Regions from separate parts of the Mus musculus genome. Here regions 2 and 3 are each linked to region 1. A link is a loop called in an ENCODE intact Hi-C map of the cell type or tissue named here. Cell type or tissue: left cerebral cortex. All regions are shown on one strand. Each heading gives the region's core, and the rest is flanking DNA. Links, peaks and the distances in the headings are about the cores only.

Region 1 (4,774 bases), core at 1,281-3,780:
GTGACTCCTCCCACCCTCACCCGAAGCACCTCTCCCCTTCCTTCTAATTCTTCAGGCCTCAGCTCAGATGTCTCCACCTGGGTAAAATCTCCCAAAATCCCCCTGATCAGGAATCTGTTCCTTGCTTTTCTCGGTTCTTCCCACAAATCTATAATTAGTTCATTTGTTGTATTTGTTCCAGAATAATGAAAATGTTACAAAGCATAATGCCTTCTCCATTTCTGTCCAAGCACATTCCCAACACCTACAGCAGAGTCTCACTGTATGATACCGGTGTGCTAGAAGTGTGCTGAACTATATGGGGTGGGCTGGACTATGGGGTGGGCTGGAATACAGAGGTGGGCTGAACTACAGAGGTGGGCTAGACTACAGAGCTGGCCTGGACTCAGAGGTGGGCTGGACTACAGGGATGGGCTGGACTACAATTTGTAGAAAACTGAAAACTACATATGCATTCAGAGCTAAAAATCATACAACCTATAGTTATTTTTGTCACCACGTGTTTTCTTCCAGTCTTACACATGAGTTGTTCATATGTGAATCTATTAACACAACTTAGTGCTGCTCATACATTCATTTCTTCCGTTGACGGCACGATCACAACATTGTCTTTGTTATGATCATCTAATGGAACGCATAGAGCTGTCATCACTGAACATGGAAGTAGACAGCATTTTCTTATTTTTAGGCATTTTGATTGTTTTCAGTTTTTTGCAAATAAATAACCCTGCACTGAGCGTTTGCTAGGCAGGCATCACAGACTGCGGTTGCAACATTAGACATTCTTGATAGCTATTGTGAAAGGACTTTCCAGTGAAAGTTTCCACTGGTATTGTATGAAAGCACCACAGGACGAGCGTCAGCGTTTGGTTCCCTGCAATCTAAATAAGGTGACACGTGACAGTTGTAGCTTATACTAATCCTCACTTCCAAGTTAAAGGAGTTAAACCTGTTTTGTTTTCCAAATATTTATTTGGTTTCCTGTTGGGTAAGATTTTGGTTGATTGTGCTCATCTCCTGTGAATCTTAATTTTTTTTTCTAACTTGTGAAAGCATTTGCAAAGATGGAAGCCCTCATCATTTCCCCACTTCATAGGCCTGCTTTCTGTTAACCCTGTCCTCCTCCTCCTCCTCCTCCTCCTCCTTCTCTTCATCCTCCTCCTCCTTCTTCTTCTTCTCCTTCTCCTCCTTCTTCTTCCTCCTCCTTCTCCTCCTCCTCCTCTTCCTCCTCTTTTTGCTTGTTTGGTTGCCTGGTTGTTTCCTGCTGTGCAAGGGGTAGAAGCCCAAGAATTCTAACATGAGTAGTTGGCTTTTTGGTTTTATGATTCTCTCCTTGTCAAAAACAAATCCAGCAATATGCATGCTATTGAAATGAAAGTAAATTACCCATAATCCTCACATTTCCAAAATGACTACTGTTATTAGCGGTCTCCAAATCTCTCTATATCAAATTCATACTTACATACATGTAAACTCATGTTTTACTTGAAATTTCTCCCTTCTCTTAAATCTTGGCAAATCTTCTCTCATTCGAAGTGATTTTTAAAATTATTTTTTGCTATAGCCCAAGCCCTGGGTTAAGAAAGAGAATGGGGGAGGTCGGAGGTTAATAGCATGCCTTAAAGGACGTTTGCCCACTAGGTGTAAGGGCTGGTGTGTTACAACAAGCATGCTTGAATACAGGCTGTTGAAACACTGAGGTGGGGCACTGCTTCAACCTGCTAGGGCTGGGGACAAGAAATTCAAGGCAATTGGACGGGGACCCGGAAAACCTTCTTTTCAGTCAGCTCTGCCATTGTCAGACAGCCAGGAAAACCACAGCAGCCGGGGAAACCGCGGCAACCCTCGCCCACCAGACGGGCATGGAGTGTCTCGCCTGCCCCCTCCCTGTCAGCGGCTTCTGTCACTCCCACTCTCCAGCTGGAAGAGACTCCCAGCTTGCCGCCCACCCCATCGCCACCTCCGGTGTCCCAGTCACCAGCCTCCACGGGGGGCCCTAGGGCCTGTGCCACGGGGAATGTTCAATCCTTTCCCCTGGCTTGCAAAGAGAGGCTCCGAGCCTCCTGGACGCGAGTCGCCTAGGGCCATGTAGGGCACTGCAGAACACCTCTTTGTCCCCACCTCGCAAACTTCAGGCTTGCTTTCTTTGTCTCCTACCTCAGAGCCCAGCCAAGGGGAACTGACTGCAGGGATGGGATGATTTCGGGGGCATCTGGGTACCACCTAGTGGCTGCAAAGGCAGTATGCAGGCCACTGGGCCACTTTTTACACCTTGGTGGCCTCTATTCAGATCACGAACAATAAAATGTCATATCCCAGATTCCCCTTTGTTGAAACCTTAGAATCCCACCACTGCAGTGTGAGCTGCATGTACTCTGGAAAACTGCTTCTCCTCAGTTATGTCCCCAACCAGGTAAGGTGGGACATGTATCTCAGAAATAAGGATGTTCTAAGTCCAAGATCAAGGGATTGCCTTTGGAAAATTTCAAATGCCAATACTAGCTATCCTTTAAAAATGTTAAATTTATTTCAATTTCCTATTTTCAAATACAAGTTGATGAAACAAAATTTCCCAGTAAAGGCTCTGTCAGAAGTAGGGTACAAATCCTGGTTTTTGGTCAGCCTAACCTTTTTGTTGCTTTACCAGGAGCAGAAATAATTTACTCATATATGCTTTAATTGATGATAAATTGTTGTTTACAAGTATACCAATATACAATTTTAATATTTTTCCATGGAAAATAATCAGTAATTAATGTCCTCTCTAGCAGAATGCAGTTTCAAGCAAGAGTATGTACTATTGCATGGGAGAGTGAACGCAGCATTTCAGGAGCCCTGTGCCAGCCATGACAGGTAAAAGCCAAATTAGATGTAAGGTTATAAGCCTAGCTTTAGTCACATAGTCTTTTAAGATGATGTCTCAATCAGTCACTCTGAGAAGGTATTCTTAGATGATCATGAATGTTCCCTTTCAGGTCTATGGTAGTTTGAATAGGGATGGCCCCATAGACTCACATGTTTGAAAGCTTGGCCCACAAGGTGTAGCACTAATCACATGTGTGGCCTTGTTGGGGGAAGTGTGTCACTATGGAAATGGGCTGTGAGGTCTTATACATGCCTAGGTCTGCCCAGTGTCCTTCTGCTGCCTTCAGATCAGATGTAGAGATATTGGCTCCTCAAGTACCACATCTGCCTGTCATGGTGGGAACACGATAATGATAATGAACTTAACCTCTGAAACTGTAAGCCAGACCCAATTTTATCATTTTTTTTATAGAGTTGCCATGGTCATGGTATCTCTTCACAGTAATGGAAACCCTAACTAAGATAAGGTCTAAGATTCTGCAACTATAAGAGATGAATGTGTCATGCAATGGTATCTGGTATTGCCATACCATGAGAGCAGTATCTGTGTGTGAGAATATACTCAGAGAATCAAGGACATCCCATGTTGGAACCACAGGTTAGGAAGAATTATGTTTCCAGAGAGTTTACCCTGACCAGGCTGAACTTAATCATCAGAATTCATCATTTGGAGGTCTCTGAAGTCATAAAGGTCACCACCTGATACTTAATCCAGTGAAGTGTAGAGAACCCAAGAACCCAATGGGAGAGGACCCCAAGAGTGTGGATGCACTGAGAAGAGGAGTGTGTGACATATGCTGTGGGCTTGAGAAAGCTGGCATCCACTCCTAAGTTAACAATAAAGACAGTAAGAAGACGAATGAATGCCTGTCTTGCTTCAAAGAAGAAATTAACATTGTAAAGGAGAGGCAGATGATCAATTGGTAGTTCATCGTTAAATTCCAGGGCTGGAGGAAGTAGTCCTCAAGAGTTCTCAGGGGCTCACTTCCTGAAATGGTCACCCTAGGAATGTGATGGAGACATCACAATTCACATGTACACTCCCTGCAATGATCAAGAAGAGATGAGTAGAGAAATAACAGGGAGCTCTCTGAAGGAAGAAGTGGATCTAGGCAAAGAATGACAAGGGAGGTGTCTTAGTTGGGGTTTTACTGCTGTGAACAGACACCCTGACCAAGGCAACTCTTATAAAGGACAACATGTAACTGGGTCTGGCTTACAGGTTCAGAGGTCAGTCCATTATCATCACACTTCCTCCAACAAGGCTACACCTACTCCAAGTCCACACTTCCAAATAGTGCCATTCCTTGGGCTAAGCATATTCAAACCATCACAGGAGGAGTTAAAACGGGAAGAGTAGGGCAAGTAATTAGAGAAGTGTGTGTGTGTGTGTGTGTGTGTGTGTGTGTGTGTGTGTGTGTGTATGTATGTGTACTGATCCCATGTCTCTTTCAAATATTGACCCCAATGCTCATAGATCTAGCCTGGATACTCACAAGAATTTATATAATGCAAAAAGAAAGGGTATCAGCTCCTGGCCCTATCTGCAATGAAGATGGGTAGGAGTGGGAGCTGATGAGTGGGAGGTAAACTTCTTAAATCCGTAATTAAAAAAAAATACTTCTAAAAATATAATTCTCAGACTTCTAGGGATGATCACAGACACTTTAGGAGATGAAGTTACATGGTTTCTCCTGGATTCTCTGTCTATCAACATATCACTCAACATAATAACTGCCCTTGCCTAGAGATACACAGGCAAGAGAACAGAGAAAAAATGGAACTCTGCGAATGCTCAGGCTCTGTCTCAGCCAGAGAAAGTGGAACAGCTTGCCCTACATTGTTCTGCCTCTTTGGTATAAATGAACGTAACACAAAACTAATCATTAGAAAACTAACAAACAAATGA
Region 2 (4,774 bases), core at 1,223-3,722, 85 kb before region 1:
CCTCTCCCTGATAATTCTGAGCTGTGAAAATTGCCCATGCATGTTTCTTAACAAGTGAACCAGACGGCTTTCCCAGAGTCCTTCTAATTTTATGCGTTATTCTGTGCAGTTTCTACATCATGTCTCTTCATGGACCAGCACAGAGAGATACTTGTGCTTAAATGTAAAGCCACCTACAGTGAAGTCACTTCTTCAAATGGAAGCAAATTAACCACATATAGTGAATACACATTTAAAAAATATTTTAGTGTGTGTGTGTGTGTGTGTGTGTGTGTGTGTGTGTGTGTGTGTGTTCAGGTGTCATTGCATTCTTGTGGATGTCAGGAGAAATTTTTCAGGCACCAGTTGTCTCCTTCTGCCATGCAGTTCCAGAGGGTTGAATTCAGGTCATCAGGTTTAGTACAAAGCACATTTACCTGATGAGCCATCTTACAGACTTGATGACCACACCTTTTAAAGAGAGCAAAACATGTTTGTTTTTTTTCAAGACAGTTCTCTACCTTTGCAAGATTCAAGACTTGTCCTTATTCTACAGGGCTCAGTTTTCTCAAGCTAATGGTTGATGGACTTTCTAGTTCAAATGGGTGTCTTTCTGGTCATCTAATGCTCTCATTTAAGAGTAACATGAAGCATGGAAGAATCTTAATTCTCATATGTACTGTGGTCTAAGCTCAGCTTTGTCTCTAACACATCACATGACTGCCAGCCTATCTCCTCATTAGTAAATAGATGGCTCATATATTATTTCATTAAAACAATCATTTTGCTCATAATTCTGGTATCTTAGTTACTTTTCTATTGCTATGAAAAAAAATACCATGACCAAAGCATCTAACTGGGAGCTCCCAGAGGGTTAGAGGTCATGGCCACTCTGGTGGGGTACATGGCGGCAGGCAGTCAGGCACAGTGTTGAAGCAATAGCTCATAGTTTACATCTGATCTACCGGCATTAGACAGAGAGAAAGAGAGACGAGAAATGGCATCAGATTTTAAAACCCCAAAGCCCACCACCATGGACACATGTCCTCCAACAAAATCACAATCCTACTCCTTCCCAAAGCAGTTCTACCTGCTGGGGAGCAAGCTTTCACATATATGACCCTATGGGGGCTGTTTCATTCAAACCACCACACCTGTAATCTGTATTAGTGACTTCTCTATTGCTGTGATAAAACACCAAGAGCAAGGCAACGTACATAGGAAAGTGTTTATTTAGGCTTACATTTCTGGAGGAATAACATTTATAATGTTGAAGTGAAGGTAGTAAGAGGCAGATTGTTGCATCCCACTCGACCGGCAAGAAAGACTCAACAAACCAGAATCTTCTGCGGCAAAAGCTTTATTGCTTGCTTCTTCAGGAAGACCCCGAACCGGGAAAATGGCGCCTCCCGCAGCGTGACGTTTCAGCACCTGATATGGCGTGACAGCTCCTGATTCGTTGCTCGCCCATCACCCCACTATTACGCCCTGAGAATGGGAGTGACTAGGAGTGAGTTCACTCTCGCACCTGAGTACAAGGCTTGTTTACTAGTTAGGCACAGTGGAGGCCAGCACCATCTTATAATGGCGATTGCTCGCGGCACTGCTCTTCACAGCAGATGACTGGAGCAGAGGCTGAGGGTTCACATTTTGATCTGAATGGATAAAGCAAGGAGGGGGAAACTGAAATTCTTCAAAGTCTGCCTCTAGTCAACATGCCTTTCCAATAAGGCCACACCTCCTAATCCTTCCCAAAATATTTCTACCAACTAGGGAGCAAGTATTCAAGTGCCCGAGACTCTAGGGGACTGTTATCCCTCAAATAACCAAAGGGTGTTAAGGATAGCTCATATATGCTCTACCAAAAAGCTATGAGATGGCTCAGTTATTGATCACACACTCATTAACTGCTTCTGGTCCTTGTCTGAATTCCTAGCTGGTGCCCTCAAACAAAACATCTACACCTGATCTCTTGCATCTCCCCACACTACATATCCTGAATTGCAGAGGCAAACATTTCAAGGGAAGGGGTAGAGGTTCTGTTTTTTTCTAGGATATAGCCTCAAGAGCCACACTACCTGCACTACTACTTTTAGCAGGATTCTACTCTTGAAGTAACTGTAAAGACTTATCCTGTTTGAGGAAATGGGTCATGGCTTTATTAGTACAGATATGCCAAGGATCTAGCAGAACATTTGACACAAAACCATTATGGTACCTACTGGGGGTGGGGGGCAACTAAAAATCTGACACAATTTTACTTTCAGGCCAAAATTCCCATTTTTTTTCACAAGTAAAATACTCTCATTCCTTTATCCAGAGCATTTCCCAAAGTCATCAAGCTTAGGCTTACAGTCCAGAGTTTTAGTCTCCCAGAGCTTGGGAGATTGAAAATCACTGCCTTAGAACAAGGTGCCTTGAGGTTTGCACCCTGGATGCTAATCATGTTGGTATTAAGAGAAGTGAACTGAAAGTATGATTTCTCTACTCCACATATGCCTGACAAATGATGGTGTGGTAGATGGAGAGGCAAGAAGTGTGCTTATTTGAAAAGGAGCCAACAGATAAAGCACAGTAGGCACTGGGCCATAACCATCCTAAAATATAGCCAGGTGCATATTCCCAGCTCCTTGATTAGGGCTCAGACCTACTACCAAGGAATTCTCCATTGCCTTTTGCTCTACATTTGGACTCTCATCCACTAACACATCCTTACTATGACTTAAGGCATAGGTCGTTCTTGTAGTTGAATCATGCTCATGTCTGCTTCTCTCTTCCAGAGACACCATCTCTATTCTTGTCAGTGCTAGGTGGTAAAACTCCTTTAAACATTTGTGGATATTTTTATGAATCGATTTGTAATCTATCCCATTAGACAAAAGCCACATGCATAAGTCTCATTGAGTTAAGCCTTTAAAAAAAACAAACTAAAACAAAACAAGGGCTCTCTTTAACAATACCACTCTAAGATTCCCAGGAACCTTATTATTTCACAGAAATCTGGGAGAAACATCACAAAATTGTCACGTGGTAATTTTTGGTCTGTTCAAAATGACCTATAACACACTAGCCCAGAACTCTACAAAGACTTAACAAAAGGTATTTCTCTTTCGTTCGTGTTCTCTTGACAGCACCCTGGATTTGATCTCTGCTCAGAAGCCATGTCTTAATTTAGCATCATTTGCCATCTGGAGAGGCTGGGAATGAGATACAGTTTTCTTTTCCAACCCAGCAAGCCCTGGAGACTTTATATATAACATTTCTTTCTTTAGCTCATCTTTCTTCCTTGGATTTTACTCCAGGCAGTTAGAAACAGACGGTAGGCAAGCCACTTTCGAGCCTCTTTCTGCTATACTCCTTAGCTGGGAAAATAGGTACATTTCCTATTTTCACCTCACTGCAGGAGATATTGTTGCTAAACTTTGTGCAAGTGTGTATGAGTGTTCCTTCCCTACTGCTTCCTGTAGCAACTTACTCACTCCTTTCAGTCATCAACAGCAGATTTCACAAAGTCCCTTAGATTTGCCCTGAATATCTATGCTCTTTTACTAACACGATCCATCTCACCTGCCTCAATCCTAGACCCACTACCACCTGGATTAATCTGGTGGGGCTGCACTTCACTCCTGTAACCAAAGTGTCTTCCAGATATTTACTGTTTCCCATAAAGCCATCTATACCTGATGCCATAAAGAGTGACATTGATTTTCCTTCAAAATATGCATTTTGGGGAAAATTCCATGAGAACTGTTTTCTAGGCTCAACTCAGCCTTAACAGAGGAAACTCAAAAACAAAGACTGTATTCACATTTATTATTTCCTCTATTCTGATAGATTTAAGCCTGTAGATAATTCATTGGCTGGGACCCAGAGTCCTCCAAAGGCTTCTCAGACTCATGTCAAATGCTTGATTCTGGGTGTTGTGTGAAAACTTTGTGTGGGACCATCTTATACATTATTTACATTATAATATGCATGCATGTCCTGGGCTTCCTTATAATGTGGTAGCTAGTTTCCAAGAGTAAGCCTGTGCGCCAACAAGATACAATACCTGTCATGAGTCAGCCTTAGAAATAATTTTAGTCACTTTTGCTTTATGATTTTTAATTTAAAAAAATGGTACGAGTTCCAATATACAAATGAAAGAAAATAGATTCCACAGGTCAGCAAATGGCACAGTTCTACAGTACCATATGAGATCAAAATTGTTGTTGCCACCATTTGTAGAAAATACACTTTACTACAAAGGAAAAACACATCAAAATAGATGCACAGTGCACGTCTGTTCCCTTCCTCAAGAAAAATTTGCATTTCTTCTCCTAAAATATTGCTTTATTGTGTAAGCTATGGGTAGTCTTTAAAGACCTTTGAATTGGCTGGAAAAAAAACTAACAGGTAGATATGCATATGAAATTTCTGGTGATATTAAAAAGACTCATTTGATTTTTGAGATACCAGTGACCAGGGGGAAAATAATTAGTGGTAGACTCTTTATCTTTGAAAACAACATTTTTAACATGTAAAGAATGAACAAAGTGTGGATGCTTCAGTGCTTCTTAGAAAGAGGAACTAAATACTCACAGGAGGAAATATGGAGATAAAGTGTGGAGCAGAGACTGAAGGAAAGGCCATCTAGAGACTGCCCCACCTGGGGATACAGTTGCCAAACCCAGATGCTATTGCAGAAGCCAGGGAGTGCTTACTGACAGGAGCCTGATATGGCCTCTCCTGAGAGACAAATACAGAGGCAGATGCTCACAGCCAACCATTGGACTGAGAGCAAGGTCCCCAATGG
Region 3 (4,774 bases), core at 1,097-3,596, 270 kb before region 1:
CCCCCTCTGGGAACAGAGATTTTTGTCCCTCTCCATAATGGCCCATTGTAATTTTCCTTGTAACAGGAGCCACAATTGTTCCCAGGCTTTAATCCAGAGAGAATGACCACCTTGAGGCACATTAGTTCTGTGTAACCAGCTTAACATTTCCGAACAGATTTGGTTCGAGTAAAACCTCAGCTATTTTGTAGGAGACAATGGCATCATTTCTCATCTATTAAAGACTAAAACCAGCTTTTCAAGGACCTGTAAACATGACAACTTGATTGTAAACGGCTTTGGCAACTGATTTCATAGTGTGCTCTCAGGAAGCTGATTTTCCAGTCCCCCCAGGTCTACAGACACCCACCCTACCCATTAAAACACTGGTGTAATTTTCCCTTGAAGTTATCCCTTGCTCCAATCAGAATTATCCTTTGCATTTCATAATGATATTTGTGATGCAGTCTGTTGGCCAGTCATTGGCTAAAACTAGGCTGCTGCTCACTCCCCTGCCCTTTAATAGGATACATTCTTTCTTTTTTCTGGATGGCTCAGTCCTTCCCCAAGATCAAGTCTTTTGTCTGAACAATGTCTCTGAGTCTTTAATTTCTGGCTAATGTATCATTCCTTTAATGATTCCCTCCCTAACCAACATTTTTCCCTCCAGAGTTTAATTGCTTATGATTAACTTAAGTAACTAATTTTACAGTGATGGCACTTTACCGACTCAAATCTAAACTTCGCCTGAGCAGTGTAAAGGGAGCTCACTTTTGTTCTCAGCATGCACCACTCACCTTGCCTTCGGCAGGCAAACCATCCTGGAAGACATGAAGAGATTCTAAAGAGAAACATTCGCCCTTCCTTTCGATTATCAGACTATTGGACAGTAGACCCCAAGGAACTGGAACTACCTCAGAACTTTCATGCTGAAATGAAAACATGACTGATGAAGCCTGGTGCCAGCCAGAGAAGGCACTTGTCTCCCAAGAAGAGTTTTCATACAATTCTGGAAAGTTATCAGACCATCTTGCAGGAGGCACTGGAACCATGGTGGGTAAAAACCACACCTTGGCCAAAACTACTTAGCAGGAGTTAGGCATGGGTCTTGCCACCCATTTAACTCAAAGGTCATGTTAGCACCTGAAGATGAACTTGGAGAGATGACTAGATATTTTTTCCCCTCCCACATTGAACAATTCTTTCTCAGCTTTTCATCACATGTGACTCTTGGGTCTAACTGATGACACTACTGCACAACAACTCTGCCAACAGGCATTTGATTTTTAAAAGTGAGTAAACTTTAAAGAAGTGAGTAAATCTCTTCCACCAAGAGAATACATTTGAGGGCATTTTTATAGTAATCAAGAATAGAAATTGGGGGAGGGGGTGCTTGTAAATATGTCACCTTCAAAATTGTGCCTAAGAGGGCTGAAGAGACAGCTCAATGATTAGAACACTGGCTGTTCCTCCAGAGGAACTGAGCCACAATTCCTAGCTCCCTCTCACACAGTTGTTCAAAACATCTGTAATAGCAATTTCAGATGACCCAACTACCTCTTCTGCTGGAAACAGCCATAGAAATGGTTCACATAAAAACAGGCAAAATACCCATCTACCCATAAAAAATTTTACATTCCATCTAAAGATGACTCCATTTGATTATATGTCAGAGGCACCAAATACATGTCCCTGTGACATCATCTGCTCAATCCTGATCCAGGAAAACATCTCTAACAGAGATTGTGACCCCCTACCCTGTCATCGCCAGCTCTTCTCTCTCTAGCACACTGACTATTTGCTCAGTCTACGTAGGATGCTACATAGTTGGTAAGCCCACTGATGAAATGGGGTGATGGAGGGTGGGGCTTTGAGTTCAGTGGAGACTGTCTCACCTCAGGAAGGGTTTAACTTATGAGTTAGGGAGCCAGAATCTCACAGCCACAGAAAAATTTCAGAGTCAGTAGCTCCACATTTTATCTTGAGAGTCTGAAGAATGAAACTAATGGATTGCCGAGGGTGAGTTTGGGAATGTTTATGGAGAACATAAGAGAAAGAGAAAAGGCAGGGGTCCTGTGTAGCTGGAGCTGAACCAAGGGAAGTGTAAAGATCATTGAGATGCTAATCTATGGAGTTTTTACAGAACTAATTGTAGAAACTAGGGGAGGTGTTCAACCCAGTCGGTCCACCCATAATGTGTCTTCTCTCGCCTTTAGACATATCTTACATTCAGCTTCTAGGCACAGGTGCTGATTAAGGGGAAAAATAAGCAACCATGTACCAGAACTCCCTCTGGCATGTCTGGACACAGTGAGGACAGAACTGCAGACAGGACCAAGGACATTTCCAGCTTTCAGTCCAGAAAAAAGAATTAGATCTGTTCACTCACAGAGTCTCTGGCCCTAAATTAGTTGAATGGGTGTTTCTTTCTTGCTCCTATCAGCTGTAATGGCACATGCCATCCCTGGCCTTTGCACAGATGTTTGTATTGACCACAGCTCCTACAGGGATCCATCATCAATCACCTTGGCATATGTGAGAATAGTAGCCACTAGAGGGCAGCAGAAGGCCAGAGGCAGTGCCAACCCAGGAGGCACACAAGAGCTGCTGGAGACAATGAAGGGTCTGTCCTCACAAGAAATAACCAGTAAGCCTGTAGATGAGAAAATATTGATGGGAATCTGTGAGGGTATACAGAAACTGAATCCAAAGTTCAGGGACAAATGAGAACATATTAAACTCTATGATCCTTAAGAGAAAGAAGTGACTCTTTATTTAATCCAATAACCAGTAGCAAACAGATATACAAATGCTCACATCAGTTTTAAAGGTCCTATCCCCAATCATTCCAAGAGGGTTTTGCCAAGGACATCATTTCAGAATCACAGCAAAACTTACAGATTCTAAACGCATTGTCTTTCCTACTTCTAGGTGTCTATTACCTTTAGCAAGCATAGCATGTGCATGTACCCTGGTATTCATTTAGTTCAGTTTATGTGTCTGTGGTTGTTTTTCTTTCTAACCAATGCTTTAACTATTTGTGGAGTTAGAAGTATTTCAGGGTTGCAGAAAGAAAAAAATTGATAGAGAATTTTGTCAACTTTGGCTGACTAGACTTCACTTCTGTAGGGAATGTTTGGTAAACTGTCATGCAGAATAGTGGACAACAAGTGAATAGGGTATAATGTGCTATTTTCCCTACATATAGGAAGACCTATGAGATACTTTTTGCACCAAGATGATCTAACTATTAAATAAAACATATTATCGTGTCCTTACAGAAGAGAGTAGTCACCCATTTTTTTTATAACAATATATAACCTTCGTAAGTCTATAGCCTTAGTAAGTCTGGACTGGTGGGCTTTTCAGCTTTACATTCCAATCACAGTTTTCCCTTCCTCCTTACCCTTAATTGGAAAATCTTTTTCTAACCCATTACTTTAAGATAATGTCTATCATTGATTTTCAGGTGTGTTTCTGGTATGCAGTCAAATATTGAAACCTGATTTCTTATCCATTCTGTTAGTCATGTCTTTTTATTGGGGAATTAAGTGCATAGATATTGAGAGATATTAATGAGAAATGATTGCTAATTCCTGTTATTTTTATGTTGGTGATGGTAGTTTGTGTGTGTGTGTGTGTGTGTGTGTGTGTGTGTGTGTGTGTGTTATCTTCTCTTCTTGATTTTATACATGTGGAATTATTTATTTCCTGTGTTTTCTTGGGTATAATTAAAATCCTTGGGTTAGGATTTTCTTTATAGTATCTTCTGTAGGGCTAGATTTGTAGATATATGTTGCTTAAATTTGGTTTTGTCATAGAATATATTGTTTTCTCCCTCTATGGTTATTCAAAGTTTTGCAGGGTATAGTAGTGTGGGGTGGCATCTGCAGTCTCTAAGAATCTGCAAGACATCTCTGCCCAGGCCTTTCTGGCTTTTAGACTCTGTTGAGAGGTCAGGTGTCTAATAAGTCTGCCTTTATATGTTACTTGTCCTTTCTCCCTTGCAGATTTTAATATTATCTCCATCCTCTGAACACTTTGTGTTTTTATTATTATGTGGCCGGAGGACTTTTTTTCCTGTTCCAATCTATTTGGTGTTCTGAAAGCTTCCTTGTAAGCATCTCTTTCTTGAGGTTAGAGACATTTTCTTCTAAGATTTTGTTGAAAATATTTTTGGGCCCTTGGAACCGGGGATCATCTTCTTCTATTACTATTATTCCTAGGTTTTGTATTTTCCTAGTGTTCCAGATTTCCTAAATGTTTTGTCATAGGATCGTTTAGATTTAAGTTTCTTTGATGAATGAATCTATTTTTCTCTAGCTTATCTTCAATTCCTGAGATTCTTCATTTCACCTCTTATATTCTGTTGGTGATGCTGATCCTGCTCATTTACATAGATTTTCCATTTCCAGGGTTCCCTCAATTTGTTTTCCTTATTGCTTCTATTTCCATTTTCAGATCCTCAACAGCCCTTCACTTGTTTGCTTTTTCTTGGCTTTCTTGGCATTCTTCAAGGGATTATTGATCTTTCTCCAACTTTTTGTTTGTCTTTTCCTTGATTTCTTTAAGGACCTCTATCATCCTCCAAATGTTGGTTTTAAGGCTTTTTGTATTGTGTTTCAGCTACATTGGAATATTCATGTCTTGCTGTCATAGTATATAAGGGCTCTTGTGGTACCATATTGTTCAGACTGTTGTTGATTGTGCTCTTATACTGGTGTGTAACCATCTGAGTTTGAATTAATTATAGGTCTAGGTACTGATTTCTGAGTTTGTCTTTGTTGGATGGATG

The links. Peaks named below come from ENCODE experiments on the same cell type or tissue, not always from the same donor. Only the 100,000 strongest peaks of a DNase experiment are listed, where the experiment ranks them.
Region 2: it touches region 1 in a loop (2.1-fold over the local background); 2 of 42 quality-filtered maps call a loop at or near these places.
Region 3: it touches region 1 in a loop (2.0-fold over the local background); 4 of 42 quality-filtered maps call a loop at or near these places.

The regions. Positions count from the first base shown.
Region 1 is chr2:58,322,627-58,327,400 of GRCm38, forward strand. The region is part of intron 1 of Acvr1c (activin A receptor, type IC); the gene reads right to left. Among named protein-coding and RNA genes, the nearest start is that of Acvr1c, 33 kb to the right of the region's middle. In left cerebral cortex, for the core only: a CTCF peak has its summit at 2,220 (motif pointing left); a DNase peak (open chromatin) is centred at 1,892; H3K4me3 peaks cover 389 bases; H3K27ac peaks cover 744 bases.
Region 2 is chr2:58,237,630-58,242,403 of GRCm38, forward strand. No RefSeq gene overlaps it. Among named protein-coding and RNA genes, the nearest start is that of Gm13544, 37 kb to the right of the region's middle. In left cerebral cortex, for the core only: no CTCF peak of the experiment used is centred there; DNase peaks (open chromatin) are centred at 2,748 and 3,244; H3K27ac peaks cover 1,079 bases.
Region 3 is chr2:58,053,050-58,057,823 of GRCm38, forward strand. No RefSeq gene overlaps it. Among named protein-coding and RNA genes, the nearest start is that of Ermn, 2.6 kb to the left of the region's middle. In left cerebral cortex, for the core only: a CTCF peak has its summit at 2,535 (motif pointing right); a DNase peak (open chromatin) is centred at 2,540.